Linked DNA regions of Homo sapiens: region 2 is linked to region 1. A link is a contact called in ENCODE Hi-C or POLR2A ChIA-PET data. All regions are on one chromosome and are shown on one strand. The core of a region is the stretch at or near the end of the contact, and the rest is flanking DNA. Distances in the headings are between cores, read along the strand shown. Region 1 overlaps SBF2 (SET binding factor 2). Region 2 overlaps CAND1.11 (a long non-coding RNA gene).

What was found. A loop is a pair of places that touch in the nucleus more often than their neighbours do. ChIA-PET counts read pairs that join two places held with the same protein, here RNA polymerase II (POLR2A). Pooled maps may share reads with other maps.
Region 2: a loop to region 1 is called in a map of Caco-2, with 8 times the contacts of the local background. The contact joins two enhancer-like sites. A Hi-C loop is called at or near these places in 10 of 168 maps with a recorded cell type or tissue (Caco-2, K562, PC-3 and 7 more), 5 of 37 single-sample maps with no recorded cell type and 17 of 50 pooled maps. POLR2A ChIA-PET finds 5 or more read pairs at or near these places in 2 of 52 experiments (H1 and Panc1).

The regions. Positions count from the first base shown.
Region 1 is chr11:9,988,290-9,994,976 of GRCh38, reverse strand. It overlaps SBF2 (SET binding factor 2), which reads left to right. Exons shown (of 40, transcript NM_030962.4): 10 at 979-1,056; 11 at 1,874-1,987; 12 at 2,434-2,562; 13 at 5,382-5,480. Among named protein-coding and RNA genes, the nearest start is that of LINC02709, 230 kb to the right of the region's middle. Within about 2 kb of position 4,301, at least 2 of the 41 ENCODE cell types and tissues checked have a DNase peak (open chromatin) inside an H3K27ac peak, as active enhancers do; they include Panc1, where a contact is called at or near this core.
Region 2 is chr11:10,320,879-10,326,737 of GRCh38, reverse strand. The region is part of intron 1 of CAND1.11 (a long non-coding RNA gene); the gene reads right to left. Among named protein-coding and RNA genes, the nearest start is that of CAND1.11, 15 kb to the right of the region's middle. Within about 2 kb of position 3,642, at least 20 of the 41 ENCODE cell types and tissues checked have a DNase peak (open chromatin) inside an H3K27ac peak, as active enhancers do; they include Panc1, where a contact is called at or near this core.

The DNA of each region.
Region 1 (6,687 bases), core at 3,052-5,551:
CAACCTCTGCCTCCCAGGGTCAAGCTATTCTCCTGCCTCAGACTCCCAAGTAGCTGGGACTACAGGCATGTGCCACCATGCCTGGCTAATTTTTGTATTTTGAGTAGAGACAGGGTTTTACCATGTTGGCCAGGCTGGTTTCAAATTCCTGACCTGAAGTGATCCACCCACGTTGCCCTCCCAAAGTGTTGGGATTACAGGCGTGAGCCACTGCACCTGGCCTCTCCTCAGTAATTTTTAATTACACTTAGAAACATAAAAACAAGCAGCTGTTTTTAAAAATTCAACTATATAGACAAATAGCTCTGGCCTAGATTATTCCCTTACCAGAAATGACTACTATTTTATAGTTTAGTGTATTTTTTTCAGAACTTTTCATTTTCATATATATATATATATGTACATATATAGATTTAGGGTTTATTTTGTTTTATTTTCAAATAAATTAGGCCATACTATGTGTATTTTTCTAGAACATGTTTTCTTTTCTTTTTTTTTTTTTGAGATGGAGTCTCGCTCTGTCGCCCAGGCTGGAGTGCAGTGGCGCAATCTCGGCTCACTGCAAGCTCCGCCTCCCGGGTTCACGCCATTCTCCTGCCTCAGCCTCCCAAGTAGCTGGGACTACAGGCGCCCACCACCACGCCCGGCTAATTTTTTTGTATTTTTAGTAGAGATGGGGTTTCACCGTGTTAGCCAGGATGGTCTCGATCTCCTGACCTCGTGATCTGCCTGCCTCAGCCTCCCAAAGTGCTGGGATTACAGGCGTGAGCCACCGCGCCCGGCCGAACATGTTTCAACTGAATATTTTGTCTTGGAGATCTTTCTACAATAGTACATATAGAACTACCCCAGCTAATTGAATTGTATTCATGGAGGGAATATATTATAATTCATATGCTGACATTTTCATCTTAATGTCTCAATAATAGATTTCATTGATATTATGATATTTTACATAACAAAACTTTTTTGCTTTAGATTTTACACCCAGATTTGGAAGTAGCAGATCATGCTTTTCCTCCTCCACGAACAGCTTTATCCCACTCAAAAATGCTGGTAAGAAGTTTAATATTTAAATTTAATGCTGTTAAAGAGAGCTGTATTTTTATTTATAGGGTTGTTAAAGAAGCTAAGTGAAGTTAGAGTTAGATGGACAGCAGAGTAAAAAGTGCCCCAAATTAGAAATTAGGATACTTGCCGCTGACTGTCCTTATGTCCTGCTCAAGGAGGAGCCACAGGGAAGTTCACTGGGCAAGAGGCCACTAGGGCTAAGACTGTTGCCCTGAGGAGGCATGAGTTAAGTGTAGGACAGAAAATCAGAGCCTAGATTATAGCCTGGAAAACTGTGCCAAGCATCAAATTGAAATGGCCACACAAGGATTCAAAACAAAAGAGATGCTTACAAGAATGGATATAAAGAATGTTGGTTATAGGAGAGAATCAAGTTTGAAGAGTCTGTGGATGAAAATAGTTTCAATTAGAAGCCATAAAAGGTTACGTATATAACAGAGGCCCCTTTTTTATTTTGCTCAGTGCATTTCTTAGCAGTGGGCTTTGTAGCCAATAAGGAACCTCAGGGAGCTGAACACATATACTTAAGCATTCTTGACCTTCATTTCCTGATCAATTAAGTAAGGCATTGACTAACAGAATCTGTAAGTTTCCTTACAGTTCTAAACTGTGATTCCAATAAAAGCTGGATTAAATACAATCTTGAGAGTTTTTTCTTCTTATGTTTGGTTGTGACTGTAATTGTTTTGGTGGATATAAAAATCAAAGGACTTGGAATATATGCCCTTTTCACCTTTTTGACTTGATATTTCATTTGTTTTTAAAAAGTTAAATTACCTAACATTTCTTCTTATATTTTTAGGATAAAGAGGTGCGAGCCGTTTTCCTTAGATTATTTGCACAACTCTTCCAAGGATATAGATCCTGCCTGCAACTTATAAGAATTCATGCAGAGCCAGTAATACATTTCCACAAGGTAAGATAGAGTACTATATTGTATCTGTCCAAAAAATATATTCTAATTTAATAAAACTACTTGGTTTTTTTTCCGAGCCATTTATTTTGACCTTGATTTATCAAATGTGATTATTTAAAATCTCTGTGTGGTTAGATATCAGTTCTTAATAATAATATGGAACTCATAATATCTTAGAATATGTTAACTTTAAATCAATTTTTCTTTTAAAATTGAATGTTAATTTCTGATTTCTTCTCCTGACATGTAGACAGATTCATTTTTATTCTTTTCAATATATGTAGTATTTCAGAATAACTCTCTTTGAGAGAAATATATTTTATGACAGCATATATTTATACATGAAGGGATTTATATAGGCTTTGATCTTTTTATTGTATTTCTGTTTTGACCATTTGTCCGTTACCAAGTGATAAATTATTATTTCACATTTTCTTTTTTCACAGACAGCATTCTTGGGGCAGCGTGGTTTGGTCGAGAATGATTTCCTCACTAAAGTACTCAGTGGAATGGCATTTGCAGGTTTTGTTTCAGAAAGAGGTCCTCCTTATAGATCTTGTGATCTCTTTGATGAGGTATAGCTCTTATTAAATGAAGGCATTATTTATAGACATAATTAGACTAGTAGTTAAAAGTAAAAAGTAACATTTTCCATATTTATATAGTCAAATATAAATTAGGTATTAAATAATCCCAATGTTATTTATTATGCTTATCAAATCTCGATATTTTAATGTGGATTATAAAAATTACAAAAAATTATAAGATGCCTTGGAAATACATATAATTTTTGAACAACTGAATTTTAAATAATTGAACAATGTATACTACTCAGGTGATGAGTGCACTAAAATCTCAGAATTCGCCACTATGTAATTCATCCATGTAACCGAAAACCACTCATACTCCAAAAGCTACTCATATTTTAAAATATTACATTTTAAAAAATGGTTGTTTAAAATATTTTTGAAAATTTAATAGTGATTGTATAAATAGAAGTCTTATTTTTAAAGGCCCTAATACAGTAATTCTTTTGTCAGTGTTTTAGGGAGAAAGGTCTAATTTGAAGCTAAGATAGCTGAAATTACTTCAAACTGGAGTTACATTTAGTCTATCAAAATCATAGAGCCATAGTTTAAGTTTGTGGCATTCTCACTAATCAATTATCAACATTTCTCTACCTGTCTTAGGAGACATTAAATATATGGAAGACAAATTTTTGTCTCTATCTTCAAGGAATTAGCCATATAAAGGGAGAAATAGGGCAGATGTGACTCAAAATAAGGATGCTGTTTTGCATTTATTGTGCTCTTTTTTAAAAGCATCTTTCCTTTTATCATTTAACTCTATATTCACAGCAGCCCACTCTGGTGGATAGAACAAGAATATTATTCTCATTTCAATTTTTGAAAGAGTACTATATTAGAACCAAAAATGTAAAAAGTTTCTTGAAATCTATAAAAGAACAACACTCCTAGAACCCAAGATATTGGAGAATCGTGGCAGTGATCATGTTTTGCTTCTGGTGATTTTCTTTTATATAGAGAAGGTAGGAATCAAGGTCTTAAATATCTTTGGTTCAGAGGAGAAGGATCTTTTATTTTTTGTAAAGATAGTGAAGTATTCACAGGTAAGAATTTTTAAAGAAGAGGCACATATTTTAGTTCTGTGTAGAATATGTTTACTGCATCAGATGCTTTAATTAAAAACACAAAGCATATGAAGATTTAGGAAACATCCTGAGGTGGACAAGTTTTTCTAATCAATTATTGGTCATTGATTCTCTAATATTACCATCTAATATGATTGGTTATTGATTCTACTAACATATCAGCCTTTAGATTCTGTACTAAGTAATTCATAACATAATATTTTATGGGATTAAAATAGATGCTCTCCAAGGTCTTTTCTAGCACCTACATTTTGTTAGTCTTTGAAGCTTTATGAATAGTAACATTGGTTTATATACTCTTTCTTTTCTATTCAAATTTATCTTCCTCTGACAGCTTCATCACAACTAAAAAGTGAGATTAGTTACTTGCAGAAAACTTGCTTGCCACAGCCTCTATTTTTGTAGGTCTTTCCCTTGCTTGGAGTGCCCTCCTCTGTTCTTCATACTCTGCTCTTATCTCACCATCTCTTCCAAACTCTCCCAAAGTCGTTGACTCTGAGAGCCACTCGACTGCGTTAGGCTTCATTTTGTCTCTAACTTTATATGGTAACTTATTTTTTATTTATTTATTGTTTGTACAAATATAGTCTAGATTGGAAACAATGATAAGGCAAGGACTCTGTCCAAGGTTCCTACTGAGTCACCCCTTAGTGTTCATCCAGTTCTCTGTTTGGCCTACAGTGGTGACTTTGGGTGTCTTACTTATGTTACTTGACTGCCAGCTAATCATATGTATGTATCAGTCAAGAGCCTAAGAAAAATGAGCCATCAGAACTAAATAATTTCTCATTCTACCCTCTTTGGCCGTTTGCATGGGAATGCTTTGGTAGAAAAATAGCATTTGCTCCTGGGAAAGTGATCCTTGTTTTCACTTAGCCTGAGGCAGCCTACCACAATGGGGTGTTATGGGGGCTTTGAGAGGCAGCTTGCATTGTGCATGGCCTTGTCCTCACACTTCCATCAGATAGATGTCTTAGAATGAAAAGAATGTTTGCCCTTGACAGTCTTTCTTTATCCTAGCCTAGAATAGGTAAGCCATAGTTTTATATGCCTATGCAGTGAGTCTATTAGTTCCTAGAAGAATCCTGTATTGTACCTTTTTATTTTTGTCATCCATCTATTTACCCCCCCACAATTTTTTTTTTCTGTCAGCCTTCTTTTCTTTACCCCTAAGTATACAGACTCACACAGTTCTCCCAGTAAATTAGTTAATAAAGAGATAGTTTGAGAACTAGAAGGAGTCTAAGGGTCATCTTGTTCTTCCATCTTATTTTAGAGATGAGAAAACTGAAGCTTAGGAGTTTAAGTGCCTTGTCCCAGATCACACACTGTCAGCAGAGCTAGGACTAGAGTCTGAGCATCCTGACTTGAACATTTGGTTCATGTTTTGTGAGTTAAGGAAATGTTTAGACACTTTCTGACTGTCTGAATTTCTCTGACTGAGGCCTGTGGAATGACAGGGTCTCTCTGAGTTCCAGAAATGACTTTTCCCTAGAAGAAATAGGGCCCTAAATCCTCAGGGAGGAACCACTAGACAATTCAAGGGTTTGATTGACCCTGTAACCCCAGAATGGAGGTGAAACCCCAAAACCTGAAATATTTTGTTTTAAAAATAATGTATATGTTGGATTTTTTTGGCTTGCAAATTGTATGAAATTATCACAGTTTTTGAATTTGGCATATTTTGGAATTGATGTTTTGCCATTTGATTCTTTTTCCTAGTTGGTAGCCTTTGAAGTAGAGAGAATTAAAGTTGAAGAAAATAACCCAGTGAAGATGATAAAGCATGTCAGGGAACTTGCTGAGCAACTATTCAAAAATGTAAGTAAGTATATTTATTTAGACAGTCATTAATTTTATTTATTTATTTATTTTTCCGTAAGTTATTGGGGTACGGGTGTTACGTGGTTACGTGAGTGAGCTCTTTAGTGTTGATTTGTGAGATTTTGGTGCACTCATCACCCAAGCAGTATATACTGCACCATATTTGTAGTCTTTTATCCCTCGCCTCCCTCCCACTCTTCACCCCAAGTCCCCAAAATTTATTGTATCATTCTTATGTCTTTGCGTCCTCATAGCTTAGCTCCCACGTATCAGTGAGAACATACAATGTTTGGTTTTCCATCCCTGAGTTACATCACTTAGAATAATAGTCTCCTATCTCATCCAGGTTACTGCAAATGCTGTTAATTCATTCCTTTTCATGGCTGCACAGTATTCCATCGTGTACGTGTGTGTGTGTATGTGTATGTATGCATATGTATATATATATATATATTTGGCACAGTTTCTTTATCCACTCATTGATGGGCATTTGGGTTACTTCCGTGATTTTGCAATTGTGAATTGTGCTGCTGTAAACATGCATGTGCAAGTATCTTTTTCGAAGAATGACTTCTTTTCCTCTGGGTGAAACCCCGTAGTGTGATTGCTGGATCAAATGGTAATTCTACTTTTAGTTCTTTAAGGAATCTCCACATCATTTTCCATAGTAGCTGTACTAGTTTACATTCCCAACAGCAGTGTAGAAGTGTTCCCTGTTACCACATCCACTCCAACATCTACTGTTTTTTTATCTTTTGATTATGGCCATTCTTGCAGAAGTAAGATGGTATCGCGCTGTGGCTTTGATCTGCATTTCCCTGATCATTAGTGATGTTGAGCATTTTTTCATATGTTTATTGGCTATTTGTATACCTTCTTTTGAGAATTGTCTATTCGTGTCCTTAGCCCACTTTTGGATGGGATTGTTTTTTTCTTACTGATTTGTTTGAGTTTGTTGTAGATTCTGGATAGTCGTCTTTTGTCAGATGTATATAGATTGTGAAGATTTTCTCCCACTCTGTGGGTTGTCTGTTTACTCTGCTGACTGTTCCTTTTGCTGTGCAAAAGCTCATTAATTAGGTCCCAGTTATTCATCTTTGTTTTTATTGCATTTGCTTTTGGGTTCTTGGTCATGAAATCCTTGCCTAAGCCAATGTCTAGAAGGGTTTTTCCAATGTTCTAGAATTCTTATAGTTTCAGGTCC
Region 2 (5,859 bases), core at 2,393-4,892, 330 kb before region 1:
TGCTCCTCCTGGGGAATGTCTTCCGAGTTCTAAAGGACAGATTTGCAAATAGACTTCTGGAGTACAGCCCCATCCACTGCTGGGAACTGCCTTTGTTTGACTTGTTTATTCAGGAGAGCTTCTCTGGACTTTCACCCAGCCGCTGCCTGGCAGGAGGTGACCTGGCTTTAGCCAACAGTGGGTGGGGACAGCAGGAGAGCAGCTTCTGCTCAGTGCTAACTGGACACAAAGCTATACCATAGGAAGGGGGAAGGGCAGAGTATTCAAAGGCCATAAGACAGCTAGTCTTTGACAAGGGACCTCATTTAAGGAGCATGAGTCTCCCTGTCTCACTTCTACCTGGTGGAAGAGTGAGACAAAATTAACTTACATGACTTGAAAGGCTTTTGCAATTTTTGAGGGCCACTGAGTATAAATTTTCCAATAAGCAGCTGTTGGCTTTTGTTCCTGCTGAGGTCTCTCACAAGGCAGCATCAGGTTTGAGTGTCATGGCCTGCCATGGCCCCACTGGCCTTGAGGGTTTCTGTGGCCTATTTTAAGCAATTTTACTGTTCATGGTCCTGGCAAACATATCCATTTTTCTGACAATATTTATAGTCTGATGTAAGTGTGAACTAGATAATGACCTTTTCAAGTCATGGCACAATGTTCTGTTTAAAGTTTTCATTTTTTTGCTCAGAACATCTGCAAGATCCTTTGACCCTTCTGCATGGTCTCTTGGAGATTTTCCTAACTTTCTGACCACTTGTGGGGATAGAGGGGTGAATGATGGGCAGACCCTTCACGTGTCTTGGGTCATGTGAGCATCTGAGCCTACAGAGAACACTCCTTTTGCTTCTGAAGCTCTTGCAGCCCGTTCTGAGAAATGTAATGCTGACCAGTTCATCTCAGGCATTTCTTTCTCTCCGGACATTATAGGATCACCCTCAAAACACGTGTGAGGGCACATACATCATCAGCTTCCCATAGTGAGTAGTTCCTAGGACTTGGATAACATTTCAAGCTTGACATGGCTAAAACAATACCATATCTGCAGTTAACTTTAGGTGACTCACCAGAAGAGCTATTTTAAACAAATTTGTAGCGACTAAGATTACATTTGTTCTATGAAAAACAGACTGAAAGGACAAAAGGCTAATGCAATATTTTTGAAACGCTCTTTTTAAGCTCAATGAAGTCCTGCTGTATTTTCTTGACAGCATCCTAGTTACCAGGCATAACAGGAGGGGCAATAACTGGTATCTAAACCACTCAAGAAACAAGCATGTCTTGACACCATCCAGCAGGAGTATATGTTCATCAGAAGACAGGTTTGTAGAAATAGTGATGGCCATGTTCATCTAGTCACCAGGGATTCTAATGTATTCCCTTTCAAAATAATATTGGTCAGGCTAGAGCTCTGGTAGCCTTGTGAAGGGTATGGTTTACCAGTCACCTGGCCTGCCTTAAGGTCATCTTCAGTTCTCCTGGCAATTACTATACTCTCTTCTCTATCCCAGAGTGCAGACACATTTCTGTATTTAGTTCAAAGAAAATCAACAGCACAAATTCATAGGGATTCCTGACAAAGCCAGAAGGTCAGAGCTAGAAGCAGATTGGGGCTTCTAGCTCTGACCTTTCAGCTGAGACAAGATTTCTAAGGGGAGAAGAATGAACAGATGTGAGGAATGGGGTGCTCTCATGCTACTCAAATGAAGCACAAAGGTAAACACCAACCTCATTATTCTCCTGAGAAGTTGCTTATTTTCCTGGGGTGGGGAACCTGGGGGCAGGCAGAACCTTCAAGGCCTGAGAACTATCAAGAGACTCTTTAGGAGGCGAGGAGAAGCTGAAACCACTATCCCAACCCAGTTCTCCTGAGTTTTCCTTCCTGCTTCGGGTTTCCCACTTCATTTCCCATTGCCGTGGCATCATGTCAGCCCCTACCTGTGAGGAGATACTGACATTTCTTTAGTGTTATACAAACTCCTTCCCTGAACTCTTCTTCACATAGCTGAGATAGGCTGGAACTTTTCCAAAGCCTTTACAAAATACTGAGGGAGAACAACGGGGACATAAACAAGAAAATACATGAAGCATAAACATGGTCAAGCTTGTGCAATATGTTAACAATCATAATATTTAGGGAATGAGACACAGAAGGGAGAAATGTTGTACATAATAACCTTGTTTGATAATTTTTAGGAACTGTATATACTTTATAAGTAATACACATTTATTTTGACATATACAGTATTAATTTTGGTCCTACCATAGCATTCTAGCTCCCATGGTTCACTCCACTTACAGACTTTCCACCTGATTAACTCTGAGACTCTTCCTTCTGTTCCTTTCTATCCCCGTCCCTCCCCAACAGGTCTCACGAACCTTCTGGGAAGAACAACGGGTGATAAGTTTGACCATTCAGTCAATAAATGTGCCAGCTATAATGCCAGACACAGTGATAAGCCATCAGTTACCTTCAATGCTTATCGATACCACTCAAATGCCTTTTCTCTTTGATAGGAGAAAAGACCAAGGGTCATTTCCTTAACACTTCTTTCTGTGTCCATCTAAAAAGTCACTTAGAATTATATGAAAACACACTTAATAGACTCAGTAATCTCTGCCAAGAAAAAGATCTTGGTTGAAAGAATTCTCAGCTACAACAATGACTGCAATCAAAAAGAACTCATTTACATACAAATGGATCTTCCCAAAGAAGGCAAAAAGGAAAATCCCACTTTCTGATTTGGAGCAGCAACAAGCCACTAATATAGTCAAGGCAAGGCAGCCTCTGTCCTCTGGATGCCTCCAATAAGATGACTAAGGGCTTTATCAAGCCCATCTAAGCTTATGACTATATTAATGCTCCAGTGCTCTTTATTTGAGCTCCGAGGAGCCACTGTTTTCCTCATCCCTCTCATCATCTAACCTGAGCTCAAGTATTCTCACCTGGGTGTGATTCAAATGGAGCTAGCCTTTACTTTCCTGGACACTCGTCTTCCTTAATCTGCCTCAGTTTCCTCAAGGAAGACAAAGATAAAACATCTGGAGACACCACAAATGAACCTCATCACAAATGAACCTCAAGCTGAGAAGAGCACTTCTGAGAGGCACTTCCAATACCACCCACTGACACCCAGCAGAGAATAGTCTGTGCTTGGGGAATTTACCTACTGCTACAGTTTTCAGACATCATTGGCCCATAAAGAAAAGACACTTAAACCTATAAGCCTCCTGGGTTTTGCTCTGGAGCCTCACTGGTCAGAGCCTTGCGTGAACTCCCTTGGAAAGTTGTCTGGGATCAAGGAGTCTGCCCTTGAGTCTCAGCAAGGGATGAGGGAGGCAGGACTTAATGGACTGAAAGAGAGAAGCCACCCATGTGGTCCAACAGTTCATCCTAGGAAATGACAGTCCAGTTGGTACACAACTACATAAACTTATATTCCAAAATCCCCCAAATTCACCACCAAGGCACTTGGCTAAGATAACCAATATACAATCAACCTAGAACCGTTTCAAGAATTTATTCCTAAAGAAACAGCAGGTGGCAGCAGAGTTTTACATTTTTTTTTTTTTTTTTTGCCCTTTGGACTGGAATGAAAACAAAGTGTCACGGAATAATCTCCTCATCTCTGAGTCAGCCAATTGGCCCAGAAACGGGCATATTGCCGTCTTGTAACGTGAAGAGTATAGCATCTTCTCAGAGTGGGCTCTGTGCACTTTGACAAGAGAATACAACATCACCCGCCACCCCCAGGCCAGAGACCTGCCTGGTTCTGTAGGCCAAGTAGGAAAATGACTGCCCCAGAATGACCAGATCACAGAGGCTGTGGCCCTGAGTTTCATATTCATTTTCCCAGTATCAAGGTGTTGCTCATTTACAATGTGGAGGCCCTCAAAGAAAACTGAGTATGATTAAGTGGAAGAATGCCTAGGAATTGAGTATACACCTCACAGCATTTTCACCATCTATTATGATATAATCCATGGCAGAAATGTAGGGGCAAAAAAAAGTGGAAAAGGGGAGTTAATAAAATCTGGTTTCTGGTGTACTTAGAGATTTAGAGATCTCTGAAAGCTGCATCACCACCCCACAGCTGCTGCAGCTTGGGCTCAGGAGCAGGCAGTGCCAAGACCACTGTCTGCTTTGGCCTCAAATACCTTCCTTGACTTAGTATTGTGCTTGGCTCCCAACTTCCAAGTTGTAGCTGGAAAGTTTCCATTGTCACAGTGTAGCACCAGAGTTGGAACCCAAGTTTTTGCTGAATTGTTTTGCAGAGCAAATCCAGTTTTGCCTTTAAGAAGTGACTGGTCAGCCGGGAGCAGTGGCTCACGCCTGTAATCCCAGCACTTTGGGAGGCCGAGGCAGGCAGATCACGAGGTAAGGAGATCAAGACCATCCTGGCTAACATGGTGAAACCCTGTCTCTACTAAAAATACAAAAAATTAGCTGGGCGTGGTGGCAGGCGCCTGTAGTCCCAGCTACTCAGGAGGCTGAGGCAGGAGAATGGCGTGAACCCGGGAGGCGGAGCTTGCAGTGAGCCGAGATTGCGCCACTGCACTCCAGCCTGGGTGACAGAGCGAGATTCCGTCTCAAAAAAAAAAAAGAAGTGACTGGTCAGTTTGTTCCATCCCAAAATGGTGATTCAGAACTCTCTCAGACACACCTTAGACTGAGATACTTTTTTTTTTTTCCCCTTAGATTAGAGAAGGAGGATTTCCTTATGTTGCCCAGGCTGGTCTTGAACCCTTGACCTCAAGCAAGGCTCCTGCCTCAGCCTACCAAAATGCTGGGATTACAGGCCTGAGCTGCCTCACCCAGGCTGAGATGTTTAATTTCCATCCAAGAGGAAACTTTCTTATCATTTAAAGTAGAAATGGAAGGATGGAAGAAGGTGGGGGTAGGGCTGGAGGAATTTTAATTGTTATTATTTTTTTTAAGTATGAAACTTGTTCAGGAAAAAGATAAAGTTAAGGACCTTGTCTCCAGGATCCCAAACAGATTTTGCAAACATATATTTGTGGGTTTTCTTTTTGGAAGTAGAGTTGACAGAAAAGTGAGTAGCTTTAACTCTGTAGCAACACAACTCCTGGTGACCAAAGAGAACATTCCTGAAGATCCAGTGGAGGTAGAAGACGTTCATTTATTTACATGACATGCAGCCTCAGCCCCAAACATGTTTTTTGTTTTCTTTTTCTGCAGAAAATATGATTTTGTTCTGACAACTTAAGGACACACTTCACAGCTCTCAGCCCAGAAAGGGTCATTTAAGATTATCTAATAAGGAAAACATTGTATAATTCCTTTGAATGTAATAAACAATATCTTTTGGAGCAACCTGCAGCAAATGTTCCAAATTTCACATCAACATTTAATTCCCCCTCTGTGCGTATGTTCTACACTCCCCAAAAAATGATGTTAAAACATTTAATGCAGTGAATTGACAGCACCAGGAAAATATTTGGGCTGTCTGGAGTTGCCATTATTGGCTTTAATTATGACCTACTGGCTCTTGGGTCCTAAAGCAGCCAGAAAATGAGATATGTGTGCCAAAATATTCATTAGAATTCCCTTCTCAGTCATTGTATAGAAAGAACAAGTTTCCTTCTGGCTCCCATCTTCAGTATTTTAAGTGGAATTATTAATATGCCAGATTTTTTAAAGGATCAGTCAGTAAACAAGATTATGTGCATACCTTGTATTTTGCATTTTAAAAATCTTGAAAAGGTCAAATGTCCCCTTTGCTATCATTGTATTACTGTGAAGAAAGAATTGTTTTTGCAGCTATGGAGTTAACCGGTACTATCCACCCAGGCCTCCTCATCCAAACCCTGCTCTCTGGAACTGACTTGATCCTATACGCTTTGGAACTG